2 separate regions of the Homo sapiens genome follow, and region 2 is linked to region 1. Evidence: chromatin contacts called from ENCODE Hi-C data. All regions are on one chromosome and are shown on one strand. Each heading gives the region's core, a stretch centred on a gene start or an enhancer-like site at or near the end of the contact. The rest is flanking DNA. Distances are from core to core; before and after follow the strand shown. Region 1 holds the start of TUBE1 (tubulin epsilon 1). Region 2 holds the start of KPNA5 (karyopherin subunit alpha 5).

Region 1 (7,759 bases), core at 1,989-4,488:
ACTCTGAAAGATAAAAAAATGAGAAATGGTCATAAGATCTTCCATGGCTAATAGCACTATCAGGTGATAAAGTTAACTTCCATTTATATAATAAGACTGCTTATAGGCCAGGTAAGGCAGACACAACAGCTATTCCTAATCTCTTTCTTCCTTGCTTACCTCCCATTAGGCTGAAAAAGTGAGGTACTTAGTTTCCTGGCTTTCTTTGTAGTTAGGGCTGGCCATGTAATCCAGTTCTAGCCAATGAGATAAAGGGGAAGTATTCTGGGAAGCTTTTAAAGAAGGACCAGATGCAGTTGGTGCCTATCTTCTTTCTTTTTCCTGCCTCAAACTTGAATATGGATGTGATTCCTGGAGAAGACTGCCATTTTATAGTCATGAAGTAATAATACAAGTACAAAAAGCCAACACACTTATGGACAGTGGAACATATATAGTATTAGATCTTTGAGGCATTCCTTTAAACCTAGAACATCTGATTTGCAGATTTGTGAGATAAATGAATACCTTTACTGCCTCAGCCACCATTAATGTAGTTTTCTATTGCAGTTAACACCCATCAACTGATATAACTGGTATTTACCATTGAGTATCTAAGGTTGTTCTCAGAATTTCACGTTGGAAATAAGTTGCCAAAGTACTAAAATCTAACGCAGTATATGGGTCAATAAAGACAGTTCACAAGACGGAATATATGAAGGGTAGCCAATCATCAGGCCAAATTCAACTAGCTGCCTGTTTTCCTAAATAAAATTTTATTCAAATGTGGACACACCCATTCCTTTATGTATTACCTATGCCCACAATCATGCTACAGATCAAGTAGTGGTGCAAAAGACTTTATGGTTCACAAAACCTAAAATATTTACTGCCTGGTCCTTTACAGAAAATATATGCATGCCAACCCATGCTGTAGGTAAATTCCTATCATGCTACTCAAAAGGTATAAAAATTTGATAAGAATAGTACACAAAGATATGGTTTTACTTTGAAAAATATTTTTTGTACTAAGCTGTGGAACAGATGCTGCATGTGTTGATAGTACACAGAAAGAAGTGCAAGATGCCACAACCCTGTTTGCCAAACTTACCGGGAAAATAATAGTGCTCTCAGGTTAAAGTATAAAACACACAGAGTAGATGAGAGTGTAGTTATGAAGAGTCACCTTATGAAGAAAGAAAAGCTCCCAGGCTGAGTCTCAACTATGTAATACTCAATGTAAGCGTTGGGTAACAAGAAGTAAAGAGGTGGGTGTAGGAACTTAGCAAGAGAAGCGCCGGAAAGGAAGTATGACAGAAGCAAATTTGAGTCTCCTAAGAGAATTTAGAGGTGAGGATATTGTGGGCTACAAATAAGAGGGAATCTATAGTCTATATGACAGATATCTCCATAAAATAAATATAAATGATACCAGCCATTAAAGTAACTAACTTCCTTTGGTCTGATTCCATGGTCACCAAGCAACCTTCAGATTATTACACAGCTTTTCAGTTAGATTTCCTACAAAAGATAAAGTAATGTGCCTATGAAAATGAGAATTTGGTCTTTGGTTAACCTGGCTGTACTGGAGAGCACTGAACCCATCTCGAGATGCCAATGACACTTCTGAGTTTGCAAGCCAGTGCCCTAGATAGACTCTGGAATTCACCCAGGAAGCGCGGACTAATCAGCTTTCTCTGAAGATAACTGCTCACACACCCAGCCAACTATTTTAAACTAGAACTGATGTTCCTATTGGATTAAAGCCTGACACGAAGTATGTATTTTTCAGTTTAAGCACAGGACAGTTAGTTTTATGAAGTATTTTGAAAATGCATGAACTTAATGATTTAATATTAAAAGCTTATGGAGATATCCTAAACGGCAACTTAAATTACTCTTCCAGATAAAACATATATGGTACTTACATATACTCTTTATTAAATAAACAAAAACAATCCAACAACTGCTTGTCACCTTTTTAAGTATATTTTTATACTTACAGCATATATGTAAACAATATATTTTTCTTTCAAAAGTTAGTTATTACAGGATGCATTAACAAGATGCCCTCTGGGAAAATTTCAGCTTTCTTTTAATGAAACTTATTTCAAGGTTAAGTTAAAAGAAGTCACACTAAAGGGAAATCTGTTGTCTTCTTCGGGAAAATGATATAAGAATATTAATAATCTAATAGAATAAATATGCTTTCAATAATGAAACAAAAAAACACAACTTCGCAGCTGGCTATTTTTATTGTCCTTTGAAGAATTCTCTCCCAAGCTACTGAAACTTAAAGTATCACACTGTGACAGACTTTAATCCCATCTTACCTGGTGTCCACATTTCTAAAGAAGCTGCTTATTGCCTCATCATAAATTCCTTTCTAAAAAGAAAAACATATGTTAATAGCATTTAGGTTTTGCTTCTCGCCCAAATCAAGTTCTTTCAATTTTAATTACATAATACTGTAATGGCTAGGATGAGACTCTGATAAGAAAAACCAAGTATCACAAAATGCGGAGCCTGACTCTTCCCAATCTCCTTAGAAGAGTAAATGCCAGATCTACAGATAAAAAGTTCAGCAGGGGGTGCTAAAGAAAGGATTTCACCCATAGGACTGTAGGACAGGTCCATCAAATGAGCGTTCTCTGGATTCTTCGTAATCTTTTTAAAAGCTGACTGGTTAAATTAAGGAATACAATAACCACACGTGTTATCTATTTTACAAAGTACTTTCCCATATACAAATCTCACTGTTCTGCACACGAACACCAATAAAGAGGAGACCCTGAGAATCAGGAAAAACGTTAAGACTAAGGTCGCTGGCCAGTGTTCTTTTAGTTTAGTGTGTGTCTGACGCAACATGTTTAAAAACCAGTACGTTCTTTACTGGGAAGATCCCATGCATCTTAAACGGGTCAGATGAAAGCTCAAGTCGATTATTTCCTGCGTATGGGCTGGAAGACCTAGCTGACAGGCGAGGGGGCTCGCGGCGGCGGGCGGGTACCTGGTTGACCGCGGCGTGCTCCCTTAGTGCCAGGTCCCAGAAGCAGCAGCCGATCTGGTTTCCGCACTGGCCGACTGCGACCGGAGGAGAGGAAGGAAAGAGAATAGGACATTAAGCAGGAAACATGGCCGCTGGATTCCGCGGCGACCAGGTCTCTACCCGCCCGGCGTAGCTTACCCTGTACGACCACCGACTGGGTCATGGTGGTGCGCCGCCGGCTCCGGGAGCTTGCTAGCCCGCGGCCGCTTCTGCATTCCCCCAGCAACGGCGCTCTGCTAGAGAGCTGCCGTAAGTCACGCTACTGCCGCAAGCCTCTGCCGTCGCTAAGCACGTCTGTAGGTTCAGGCTAAGGTTTTCCGTCAGAAGGCCGCGCAAGTGCACTTGCGTGTCACCGTTACCGTAGCGACTGGGCTTCTGGACTGTATATCCTAGCTGCCTTGTCAACATCTTCGAGCATCGGCAGCTCCGGAGGCCGGGGTAACTGGCAGGTAACTAGGCTTTGGAGTGGTATTTTAAAATATGTGTCGTTAAGCTGTTCGTGGGCTATCAGAGGTTTAATTTTTGTTCACAGCCTCAACACCCGGGGCGGTGGATCAGTCCGTTTATTCAGATTCCACGGGACGCTGCGTTGGCATCTCTGTTCAACAAGCCCTTTATTCTAATAGAAAATGAACAATGGCGTTGAGCAAAGAGAAACCCCAGAGAAATAGTCATGTCAGGGCACAATTGAAACTAGATGGTTATACGCTTTGACAAAAATGGCAAAGCTAAGGTCACAGACCCAACCAGTATTTGTTGAACGCTGTATACTCCCCAAATTAACTTGTAGGCTCGCTGGGAAGATTAGAAAGAAATTAAGGCATAGATCCAGTTCCAAGAAGCTTACAATCTAATTGAAGACATACACGCGAAATACTTAAAGAATTGTGTGGCGTTGACTATAAGTGCAATAGGATTCAGTGGTTGAGGATGTAGATGAGTATGTAGAAGTCTGATAGAAGACACGAGATTAACACTAGGCATTTAGATGGGTATTTAGATGGGATAGGCAGGAGAAGATTAAAAAGTTAGGCATTATGACAATTACCAACTACTTAAAATTGTCAAACATTAAAATATGTAAACTTCTATTGATCAAATTAGACCAGATTTTAATTAAGAACTCAAGTACTTCTTTAATGAAATTAATATTTTCCACAAAAATTCTGAAGAACTACGAAACTCTAAGAAGTCTTCTTTGTTTAATAAAAAGTTATATGGTATGTGCTATGAATATGTGCTAATATGAACTGTAATATTCAATGGATTAGAACACTTTATTGTCCCACCAAGACACGTAGTAGTTACTATTAAATTTCTCTGGTAGCCGGTAGGTTTAAAGTTGCAATGGATTTTATATCTTTTGGTAATAGGCAGCTTTCGGTCAGTAAATTTTTGTAGGCTGGATTTATTCTTAACTTCTTACTGAGTATGGGGTCAGTGGTAGAGGTAAAGTTGGGCATTTTAGGTCTTGATGCTAAAGTCCCAACGTCTGGGGCTTCCAAAATTTGCAAGTCTTGGTCCAGTTTGTAGGCAGTGATGTGAATAGGTCTGTATCAGTGTGTTATCAGTGCTAGGTGAGATGATACACTGGCCTTTGCAGAGCCCTACCCTTCATGCAGTCCCAGTCATTATTCCCCACACAGGAAAGAAAAGTCCTAACACATCTTATTAATAACTTCAGTCTCTAGAGAATCAGACTGAGAGACAGTTCTGCTTAAGAGCCAAGCAAGGTAGAGCCTCACATGCCAGCCACTCCAAAACTTCCGTATATGCAAACCCGGGTGAGCCAAGTTGAGATCGGTTGAACCGCAGCGGGCTATTCAGAATATTATAAGCAAGAGAAATGTTTTTGGTTGAAATTACTGAAATTTTGGGGTGCAGTTTTATTGTAGTGATAGCTGACCAACATACAGAGCAAATAGAGTGAACAGAATTCCACATGCTGAAAATGAAAAAGAAAAAAATTATTGGGAATCCTATGGACTCCTAAAATTGAAGGAAGGAAGACAAGGATGGAAGGGAGAGAGGGAGGGAAGGGGGAGAGGAAGGAAGGAACGATGTAAAAGATGGATAAAGTACAAGACCTTGGGGTAAAACCTAGCCTAAGAGGGGAGAAAAGAAAATTCATCATATCTACTTTGTGCTGAAGAAGAACTTAAGAATATGAATGCAATAAAACAGGAACTTAAAGACAAGATACTAAAATAATAAGACTCAAGCTCTATGAGGGCTGAGTCTTGTTGTTTTATCCACTACTAGGGATAGTACCTTGCATATAGTAGATAGTAAATAAATATTTGATGAATAAATGAAATAAAATGGAGATAAAAGAACTAAGGAAATTAACTGAAGACAACAACATCCACCTTAAAGGACTTAAAGAAATAATTTTTAAAAGCATTTAAGAAGCAGACTAGAGAGATGCACATCAAATTATAATGTAGAGGAAAGTCTTAAAATAATAACAATACTAGGCAAAACCCAGAGATATGAAAGTTATTAAAAATAATATGTATGAAGGAGACAAAGATGGCTCAACATAAGATTAACATGTGCCCACAGCAAATGGAGGAAAAAATGTACTTGATAAAAAAAAAGGAAGAAAAATACATAGATTAAAAGGATACACACTATGTTCTATAGGACAATTTATAGAAAAATCAACACCAAGACATGCAGCCTCATTAAGGCATTCAACTTTTCAGAATAAAGAGAGAATTTTTTAGGTACCTAGGCATGAAATGAACGGGGGAGTGGGATGAAGAAAAAACAATTAATTAGAGTACTTTAGACTCATCTATATAGCACATTCAGTACTGGAAGGCATTGAAAACATGCTGCAAAGTTCTGAAGGGGAATAAAATGTTTTAGAAGAAAATTATTCTGTAGCTTTTGTAAGTTGTCATTAAAATATAATTCAGAGTTGTGGGTGGTCTGTTTTTATTCTTGCTTGCACACCGCCATTTCTGAGCTCATCTCTTTCTCATATAACTTGACAAACAGTAGCAACTGACATGTTATTGTTTTCCAGCCTCTTCTCCCAACATTTAAATTCATTAGTTAAATCACATGCCTTCTAGGTTATCACAGAGTTTTCCAAAGATTTTTCCCAATAGGTTTGTTCCTGGGTGACATAGATCACTATCCTTTTAGCTTTCCACAACAGTTTCCTTGTTAATTGCTGCTTGACCACTTAGGTATGGTGACTTATATTTTAGATTTTTGTTATAGCGGTACCTAAGTCTGGACCAAAGTCTGTATACATCAGCATAAACTTTGTTGTGCTGTGGTAACAATCAACCCCAAAATCTCAGTGGTGTAAAACAACAATTTTTTTTTTGTACATGATACATGTCCATTGAGGGGTGTCTGGGGGCTATGCTTTATGTTATCCCCCTTCTGGCACTCAGGCTGATGATCTGCCATTATTTGGTCCATTTTTGATTTGTTTGATTTTAAATTGATTAATTATTGTGTATATTAATGGGGTACAGTTGATTTTTTGATAAATATTTACATTGTGGAATGATTAAATCAATCTGATTAACATATCCATCATTTCACATACTCAGAATTTTTTTGTGATGAGAACATTTAAAATCTGCTCTTTTAGCAGTTCTGAAATATATATTATTAATAACTAGTCACCATGCTATGTAATAGATCTATAAAACTTATTCCTCCTAACTGAAACTTATTGTATCCGTTGGACATCTTTCTGATCTCTATCCCTGTCCCACCCTCCAGCTTTGCTACCCTCTGGTAACCACCATTCTACTCTCTACTTTTATGAGCTTGACTTTTTTAGATTCCACATCTAAGTGGAGTGTTTCTCTTTCTGTGGCTGGCTAATATCACTTAGCATAATGTCCTCCAGGTTTATCCATGTTGTCACAAATGACGGCATTTTCTTCTTTTTTAAGGCTGAATAGTATTCCATTGTGTATATATACCACATTTTCTTTATCTGTTTCTTTATTTGTTAGAGAGTATGCAAAAACAAAGCTCTGAAAATCTTTAAGGAGTTCCTCATGAGCCTAAACTGAGTGCTGATCCTTGCATGGATTCATGGAAACTATGTAAGACTGAGGAAAGAACCACTGGAAATAAGCGGGCAGAACAATTCCTAGGGTTCACATAGGGCTAGGACTAATTCACATTCCCCGTATCTTGAGTGGAGAAACCTTAAAATAGCTGGAACATTGAGTTGAGTACTCAGAAAGGTACCTCAGTAGTGAAGAAAAGTTAGCCCTGGATGAAAGGCTGTTGTAATCTAGCTTAAGAGAGCATGAAACCAAGCCTCCAAAGAACCAGGCTGTTTCCAAATAGCTGTGTCCCAGAACAAAACTTAAAAATACTTAGAGGAATAAAAATAAAATTGTTTAGCAATGTAAAATCACAATGCCTGGCACCCAAGTCAAAAATTGCCAGATATGCAAAGATGAGTCCCATAATGAGGTGAAAAATTAGTTAAAAACAGAACAAGAAATGGCACAAATGAAAGAATTAGTAAACATAATAATTACATAAAATTAAAAGAACATTAAAGCAGTATATGTTCAAGAGGACAGAAGGAAGCCCAGGCAGACTGAGAAGGGACAAAGAAATATGAAAAAGAGATCCCAATTAGACTTCTAGAGATGAAAAGTACAATATCTAAGGTGAAAAATGGATGGAATAAAGAGCAGATTAGACATTAGGCAAAAGAAAAGATTAGCAAACTTAAAG
Region 2 (7,759 bases), core at 1,791-4,290, 4.6 Mb after region 1:
CCAATGGGTTAGAACCCTTTCTTTTCCATCATGGCTTGTGGAGGAGGTAAGCTAATAGGGCAATACGCTCTCTACTGTTGAGGCAGCAGCTTTTGGGATAAAAGGACCACTGAGAAGTGGATTTTATTTTGACAGGCAGATTGGGAAAGATGCCATAGAAGGTCAGGTCTTGGTAGGAAGTTGCTGTGGTTGGCATTGCATACAACTAATGAAGTCAGCATCTTGATACCAATCCTATTCCTCCAGTTCTTTCCTGGATATGAAAAGCCGGGACCTAGACCCTGCTGAGCAGAGGTCTAAAAGACACCATTATCATCTCTTCTGCCATATCTATCCAGAGGGAAGGCATGTCCAGATAGCAGGAATCTTCTTCAGGAGTATAGAAACAAGTGCAGACCATCTAAATGAGAACAAGCAAAGCCAAATTTATTTGGAGCTTACAATAGCAAGGGAGTCAGCCATCATCACTTGCATTTGTCAGAGACTCAACGGCAGGCAGAGGAGTGAGAAAGCTTTAGAGTGGAAAAAAGGGAAAGCTTCAGGTATGCCAATTCAAGGCTGTTGGCATGGAGAAGCTGCAGGTGGGCTAACTAAAAGCAGGGCATCCTATGTAATTATTTAGGGGTGGGTAGATATTTGGCTCTCTCTAGCTGGCCTTGAGTTGGAAGCCCTGACAAAACTTACAGAAGCTGTAAGTTATTAATCACGTCCTGGCCATTTGGGGTAGATTGCTACAAGGGTTATTGCTTGGCTTCCTGGACTGGTTGCTAAATATAGTAATCTGATTTCTTGGACTGGTTACTGGACATAGTAGGTTGCCTTCCTGGACTGGTTGTTGAAGGTTGTAGGTTAGTGTTCTATTTGTATATATTCTCTGGCCATTGTCTATTTGAATTCAGTCTCCCAGGACGGAGGAGTAGGGAGGAAATAAGAAAGGGATAGGGTGGCCAGGTGATTAAGGCAAATAAACTCCTATCAGTACTCCAATAGTCCTGTTGTCAGAGGCGTTTGAACCAGAGTGACTCCAACTTGAACAGGTGCTGGGTAAAACGAGGCTGAGACCTACTGAGCTGCATTCCCAGGAGGTTAGGCATTCTTAGTCACAGAAGATTGGAGGTCCACGCAAGATACAGGTCACAAAGACCCTGCTGATAAACAGGATGTCGTAAAGAAGACAGGCCAAACCCACCAAAACCAAGATGAAGACAAAAGTGACCTCTGGTCATCCTCACTTCTCATTATACGTGAATTATAATGCATTAGCATGCTAAAAGACACTCCCACCAGCACCATGACAGTTTACAAATGCCATGGCAACATCCAGAAGTCATACAGTCTAAAAGAGGGTAGAACCCTAAGTTCCAAAAATTGCCTGCCCCCTTCCTTGAAAACTCATGAATAATCCACCCCTTGTTTAACATATAATTAAGAAATAACTGGCTGGGCGCGGTGGCTCACGCCTGTAATCCCAGCACTTTGGGAGGCCGAGCCAGGAGGATCACCAGGTCAGTAGATTGAGACCATCCTGGCTAACACGGTGAAACCCTGTCTCTACTAAAAATACAATAAATTTCCAGCTACTCGGGAGGCTGAGGCAGGAGAATGGCGTGAACCCGGGAGGCGGAGCTTGCAGTGAGCCGAGATGGCGCCACTGCACTCCAGCCTGGGCGACAGAGCAAGACTCCGTGTCAAAACAAACAAACAACACACAAAAAAACTATATACTCAGTCCAGCAGCCCAAGCCACTGCTCTGCCTATGGAGTAGCCATTCTTTTGTTTCTTTACTTCTTTAATAAACTTGCTTTCACTTCACTATATGGACTCATGATTGGCAACGCTTTCTGGTAACACTGCCCAGGTTTCCTTTGTCAAGCGTGCCTTTCTCAGCCCTACATACCCACAGTTAAATAATCCCTTCTCTCCTGTTTATTTTTCAACTATTGAAAATAGCAAACATCTTAAAACAATTTGTCTTCATGTTTTTCCTCTTAAAAAATTGCAAACGTCTTCTGGGCAGGATTTATGTATTGTTTATCTTATTTATTCTCTTCCTATTGCATCTGGAACACAGTCTGTTTTCAATACCGTTTGTTGAACTCCAGGGTAGATTACAGGGCTGTGTATTATAATCTACAGTACTTTAACTGAAGTTACTCGTTTATTGGTGACTACATTGCTGTCAAAAATACACTCATGTGGCTGGGTGTGGTGGCTCATGCCTGTAATCCCAACACTTTGGGAGGCTGAGGCGGGCGGATCAGGAGGTCAAGAGATCAAGACCATCCTGGCCAACACGGTGAAACCTGGTCTCTACTAAAAATACAAAAATTAGCTGGGCGTGGTGGCGCATGCCTGTAGTCCCAGCTACTTGGGAGGCTGAGGCAGGAGAATCGCTTGAACCTGGGAGGCGGAGGTTGCAGTGAGCCGAGATCGCATCACTGCACTCCAGCCTGGTGACAGCGCCAGACTCCGTCTCAAAAAAAACCCCCCAAAAACAGAAAAACAAAAACAAAAAACCGCAGATGTTATAGAATATAAAATTATAAATGACAAAAAGCTTGAAATAAAACGAGCAGAGCATATAAAAGTTAATGAAGCTGAAGAAAACGTGAGCTTCTCCGTACACTTAACAAGGCTGCGATTTTTACCAACTTTTTTGCACTGTTGTAGCCCCAATAATGTATCTAAAATGGTACTTGACACAGTTTATATCCTTAAGAATGTATGCATGCACGCACGCGTGAAGAATGAATGAATGAGGGGTCGTCCCTTTGCACACACGGAGGTCTACGGGCCGCAGAGTACCTACAGCATGGCCACCGCAAGCGCAACTAAAATCCAGGGCTTGTCGCAGGCACAGGCTCCTCCTTCGGTGGGTGGGACGGCGGCGCGCACTTTCTCTACGCCCCACTGCTAGGATGTGCGGCCACCACTCCTCCTCCGCCGCCGCCGCCGCCGCCGCCGCCGCCGCCGCGTCGAGTGCAAGGGCTTCTGGGAGCCGAGCCTCGGGGTCTCGGAGAAGGGGCGCAGGTGGCCGCCATCTTGGATTGCGAACTGGGTCGCTACGCTTCACGCCAGGGGCGGAGTGGCGGCCCTTCTGTTACCCGCCACACACGTCGCCGCTGGGGACTGGGAAATCAGGGCATCGGAGAGTGCCACATTAATGGGTAAGTTGGAGTGAACACGGGCTAGGTTGGGGGAGCCTCGGTTTTGGTCCCTTTGGGAACTACTAGTTCCTGGGGCCACGGTTTTTATTTACCCCTTACTTTGCGAAGGTCTCTGGAACCTGGCGGTGCCGGGTGTTTCTCGTGTTTTCCCCAGGGCGACAGCGGTCGCGGGGGCGTGGCAGCCGGACCTTTCCCTTGCGGACGCGAAGGCGTGGTGAGTTCAGATTCTTTCAGCAGGTCCTCTGGAGTGATGGGCAGCTGGTCTCATCTTCGCCGCCCCGCCTCACCGTTTCTCGGTAGTTCTTTTCAGTTAATGGAATTGCCAAACGTTGCCACTCATACCTGGTACCCATCAGCTGTGTCCAGCAGCTTATGGAAATTCCACAGTGTCCAAAGAAGAGACAGGTTCCATCCCGAGGGCCTCCTAGCCTCGCCCTCTCCATCCGCCAGCCTCCCTCCTCCACCTGCGTGCAGGTGCCTCTAGTGCTCATTCCCGACGACAAGGCAAGCCTGGGTTCCACGCTTCTAATAGTCGGGCAGCTCCGTTCTAAGATGAAAACTTAGGTTTTCATCGATAATACATAGGAGATGGAAGTATTTGAAAGCTGTGAAATGACAGTGATATGTCTAAAGAATATGACATTGGCGGCGGGCGCGGTGGCTCACGCCTGTAATCCCAGCACTTTGGGAGGCGGAGGCGGGCGGATCACGAGGTCAGGAGATCGAGACCATCCTGGCTAACACGGTGAAACCTCGTCTCTACCAAAAATACAAAAAATACAAAATAAAATACAAAATAATAAATACAAAAAAAATACCAAAAATACAAAAAAAGGAAAAATTAGCCTGGCATGGTGGTGGGCGCCTGTAGTCCCAGCGACTCGGGAGGCTGAAGCAGGAGAACGGTGTGAACCCGGGCGGCGGAGCTTGCAGTGAGCCGAGAGCGCCATTGCACTCCAGCCCGGGCGACAGAGCGAGACTCTGTCTCAAAAAACAAACAAAAGAATATGACACTGGCATTTACTTTTGAGCTTTTTAGACATGTTTTTTAAAAAAGACAAAAACACTAATGATTTATCTCTCAATTACAACACCCAATAATGATGACTCATATTCTGTACAAAAGTGGTTTTCTTGGTAGGTCAGGAGCAACTCTCTCCCTCCGACCTAAGTACTGCTTGTTTGGTTGTGAGGGCTCTCTAGTTGGCACTTCCCCCGCTTTGTGCAGTCTTTTACTTTCACTAATGAGGCGCCCAGCCCCATGGAAATGAAGGCTTTACTGGCATAAGAAATAATGTCGATTGATATTAAAGAAAATCATAAGTTCAGATTCCAGTTATTTGCCCAACTTAAACATGGTTTTTCTAAGAGCCGTTGAAAGCTTATGAATGAAAAAAATTCCTCTATTCTGTAACTTTAAAGTGCTGGAATAACATTTCTAAATAAAAATATTTAATTTTTATGAGACCTCAGCCTTTGAAGTGCAGCCTTTAAATTTATTTTTCAGTGAACGAAACAATCCCATTGGATGGGGCCCCTTTAGAGATAATTTCCCTTGGTTTATTGTCCCCTTTAAAGCAACTGCAGTGAGGATGGATGCAGTGTTAAATCTGAAGCCGGAAGTCAGTACTATTGAAGAAAAAGGAACAAGTGATATCTGAGTTGTTGGTGCTGTATTTTATTTGGCTAAAATTTATGCTGAACAGTTACAATGTGGTTGCTTGGATTAATGGTCTCATAAGTAGCGCCTTTGTATGTGTGCGTGGTGGGGCACAAGGTGATCCAGTCAGATGTGGTAAGAAAATATTAGAACTTCTATTTGTTTACCTTTTAAAACTTTCATTCTTAAAAATTTCTGTTTTTTGTGAATTTTATGCTAGAGTAGTATATTAGAATAGTAATGCATGTATAGAAATAAATATATTGAGGATGAATGCACAAATGTATTTTACGAATGTAGGATGTGTGATTGAAAACGTTTAGAGCCAGTGGCCTAGAATATGCTACATATATAGGTGATAAATACTTTAAGAGTTTTATTTCCATGAGCATTTTATTTTACTTAAATATTTTATATATATTGAGCGTAATTCAACAACTAATACTGTGGTCAGTTTGCACTGTAATGAACTCTGATCTCTAATTTTTTCCTTTCAAGAGTCTAGCTTTTTATAGATATAAAATAGAGAATAATACCAAACATTGTTATTAGTAAAGTTATGTTGAGCGGTTTCCCTCTTTTATTTATTATTTTTTTTTGAGATGGAGTCTCACTCTGTGGCCCAGGCTGGAGTGCAGTGGCATGATCTTGGCTCACTGCAAGTTCCGCCTCCCGGGGTTCATGCCAGGAGTCTCCCTCCCGGGGTCTCCTGCCTCAGCCTCCTGAGTAGCTGGGACTACAGGTGCCCACCACCACGCCCGGCTAATTTTTTGTATTTTTAATAGAGATGGGGTTTCACTGTGTTAGCCAAAATGGTCTCGATCTCCTGACCTTGTGATCCACCTGCCTCGGCCTCCCAAAGTGCTGGGATTACAGGCGTGAGCCACCGTGCCCGGCCTTTTTTTTTTTTTTTTTTTTTTTTTTTTTTTTTTGACAGAGTCTTGCTCTGTCTCCCAGGCTGGAGTCCAGGCTGGAGCGATCTTGGCTCACTGCAACCTCTGCCTCCCGAGTTCAAGCAATTCTCCTGCCTCAGCCTCCAGAGTAGCTGGGATTACAGGCTTCTACCAGCATGCCCAGCTGATTTTTGTATTTTCAGTAGAGACAGGGTTTCACTATATTGGCCAGGCCGGTCTTGAACTCCTGACCTCAAGCGATCGACTCTCCTTGGCCTTCTAAAGTGCTAGGTTTACAGGTGTGAGCTACCCCGCCCGGCCATATTGAGCAGTTTCTAATGATATCTATTTGTAGGTGCACATAGTATTGCTGAATCTATTAAATATTTTAAAGGAGGAATTTTGGTAAATTAATCATGCATTTCTTTTCAATCATTCTCAAGTCCTCAGCCCCTTCCCTTCTACCTTGAGCTCCACCAGTAGTGAGATTTGTCTCACTATCTTTACCAGTGACATAATTACCAAATCTGATGCCTGATATGGTACTTGGATTATTACAGGCACTTTTATTTTCTGGATGAATCAATGAATGAATAAACCGAGTGGCCTGTTTTCAGTGGTACTACAACTTAAATATTCCTTTATCTTTTGAACTCCTTTCCTTTGCAGGACTCTTAATTTCTTCCTTATTCTTCTACTTCTCTGACCTACTTCTTTTTGGTTTCTTTTGCTCTTGCCTTTTTCTGCTAAAATATGATGGTCCCCAAGATTTCTCCTTTGGTCATCCTTCTTCTGTAGCTCTACATGATAGCAAATGATCACTCCAGATCCCTGTCCTGAGTTCTGATCCGTATTTTCAACCATCTACAGATCAAAGCCTCCTACATGTGCACCAAGTACTACACATTTACCATGTTTAAAACCAGAGTCACTATACACTTATTAGAATGGCTATGACTAGCAACAGCAACGACAAAACCCCTTAAATCATCAAATGGAGACAGGATGCAAAGCAACTGGAACTCTCATACATTACTGATGGGAATGCAAGATGGAATACTCACTTTGGAAAGAAGTTTGGCAGTTTCTTATAAAGTGAAACATAAACTTGCCGTATTATCCGTCAGTTCTACTCCTAGATATTTACTGAGTGAAATGAAAACTTATGTTTACACAAACACCTTTACATAAATGTCTGTAGCACATTTATTCATAACCTCCAAAAACTAGAAACCACCCAGATGTTCTTTAACTGGAAAACTGATAAACCGTGATCTGTCCCTACAGTGGAATAACAGCAATAAGAAAGGAGAGTTGATAGATGCCAACAATGTGGACGACTCAAATACCGTGCTAAATGAAAGAAGCCGGATTTATTTTGTTGGTTTTGTTGTTGTTGTTTATTTTACCTTTAGGCTCAGGGGCACATGTGCAAGCTTGTTGTATAGGTAAACTCGTGTCATGGGTGTTGTACAGATTATTTTGTCACCCAGGTACTAAGCCTAGTACCCAATAGTTATTTTTTCTGCATCTCTCCCTCCTCCTACCCTCCACCCTCCGGTAGGCCCCCAGTGTCTGTTGTTCCCTTCTTTGTGTCCATGTGTTCTCCTCATTTAGCTCCCACTTATAAGTAAGAACATGTGGTATTTGTTTTTCTTTTCCTGCATTAGTTTGCTAAGGATAATGTCCTCTAGCTCCATTCATGTTCCCACAGAAGACATGATCACATTCTTTTTTGTGGCTGCATAGTATTTCATGGTGTTTATGTACCACATTTTCTTTATCCAGTCTGTTACTGATGGGCATTTAGGTTGATTCCATGTCTTTCCTATTGTAAAAACTGCTGCACTGAACATTTGTGTGCACATGTTTTTATGGTAGAATGATTTATATCCCTCTGGATATACACCCAGTAATGGAATTGCTGGGCCAAATGGTAGTTCTATTTTTAGCTCTTTGAGGAATTGCCACACTGCTTTCCACAGTGATTGAACTAATTTACATTTGTTTTTTGACTTTTTTTCTTTTCCTTTTTGAG

Evidence for each region. Hi-C counts contacts between places; a loop is a spot of excess contacts on that map. Pooled maps may share reads with other maps.
Region 2: a pooled map shows a loop between it and region 1 (9-fold over the local background). The contact joins the promoter of KPNA5 here to the promoter of TUBE1 in region 1. A Hi-C loop is called at or near these places in 5 of 50 pooled maps.

What each region holds. Positions count from the first base shown.
Region 1 is chr6:112,084,244-112,092,002 of GRCh38, forward strand. TUBE1 (tubulin epsilon 1) reads right to left here and starts at 3,239. Exons shown (of 12, transcript NM_016262.5): 1 at 3,167-3,239; 2 at 2,990-3,063; 3 at 2,313-2,365; 4 at 1-3. The coding sequence starts at 3,191. It overlaps FAM229B (family with sequence similarity 229 member B), which reads left to right and starts at 3,348. Exons shown (of 4, transcript NM_001033564.3): 1 at 3,348-3,477. RefSeq lists enhancers at 2,769-2,818, 2,953-3,484, 3,219-3,408.
Region 2 is chr6:116,678,171-116,685,929 of GRCh38, forward strand. KPNA5 (karyopherin subunit alpha 5) reads left to right here and starts at 3,041. Exons shown (of 14, transcript NM_001366306.2): 1 at 3,041-3,168. The coding sequence starts at 3,165. RefSeq lists enhancers at 2,638-3,621, 3,622-4,603.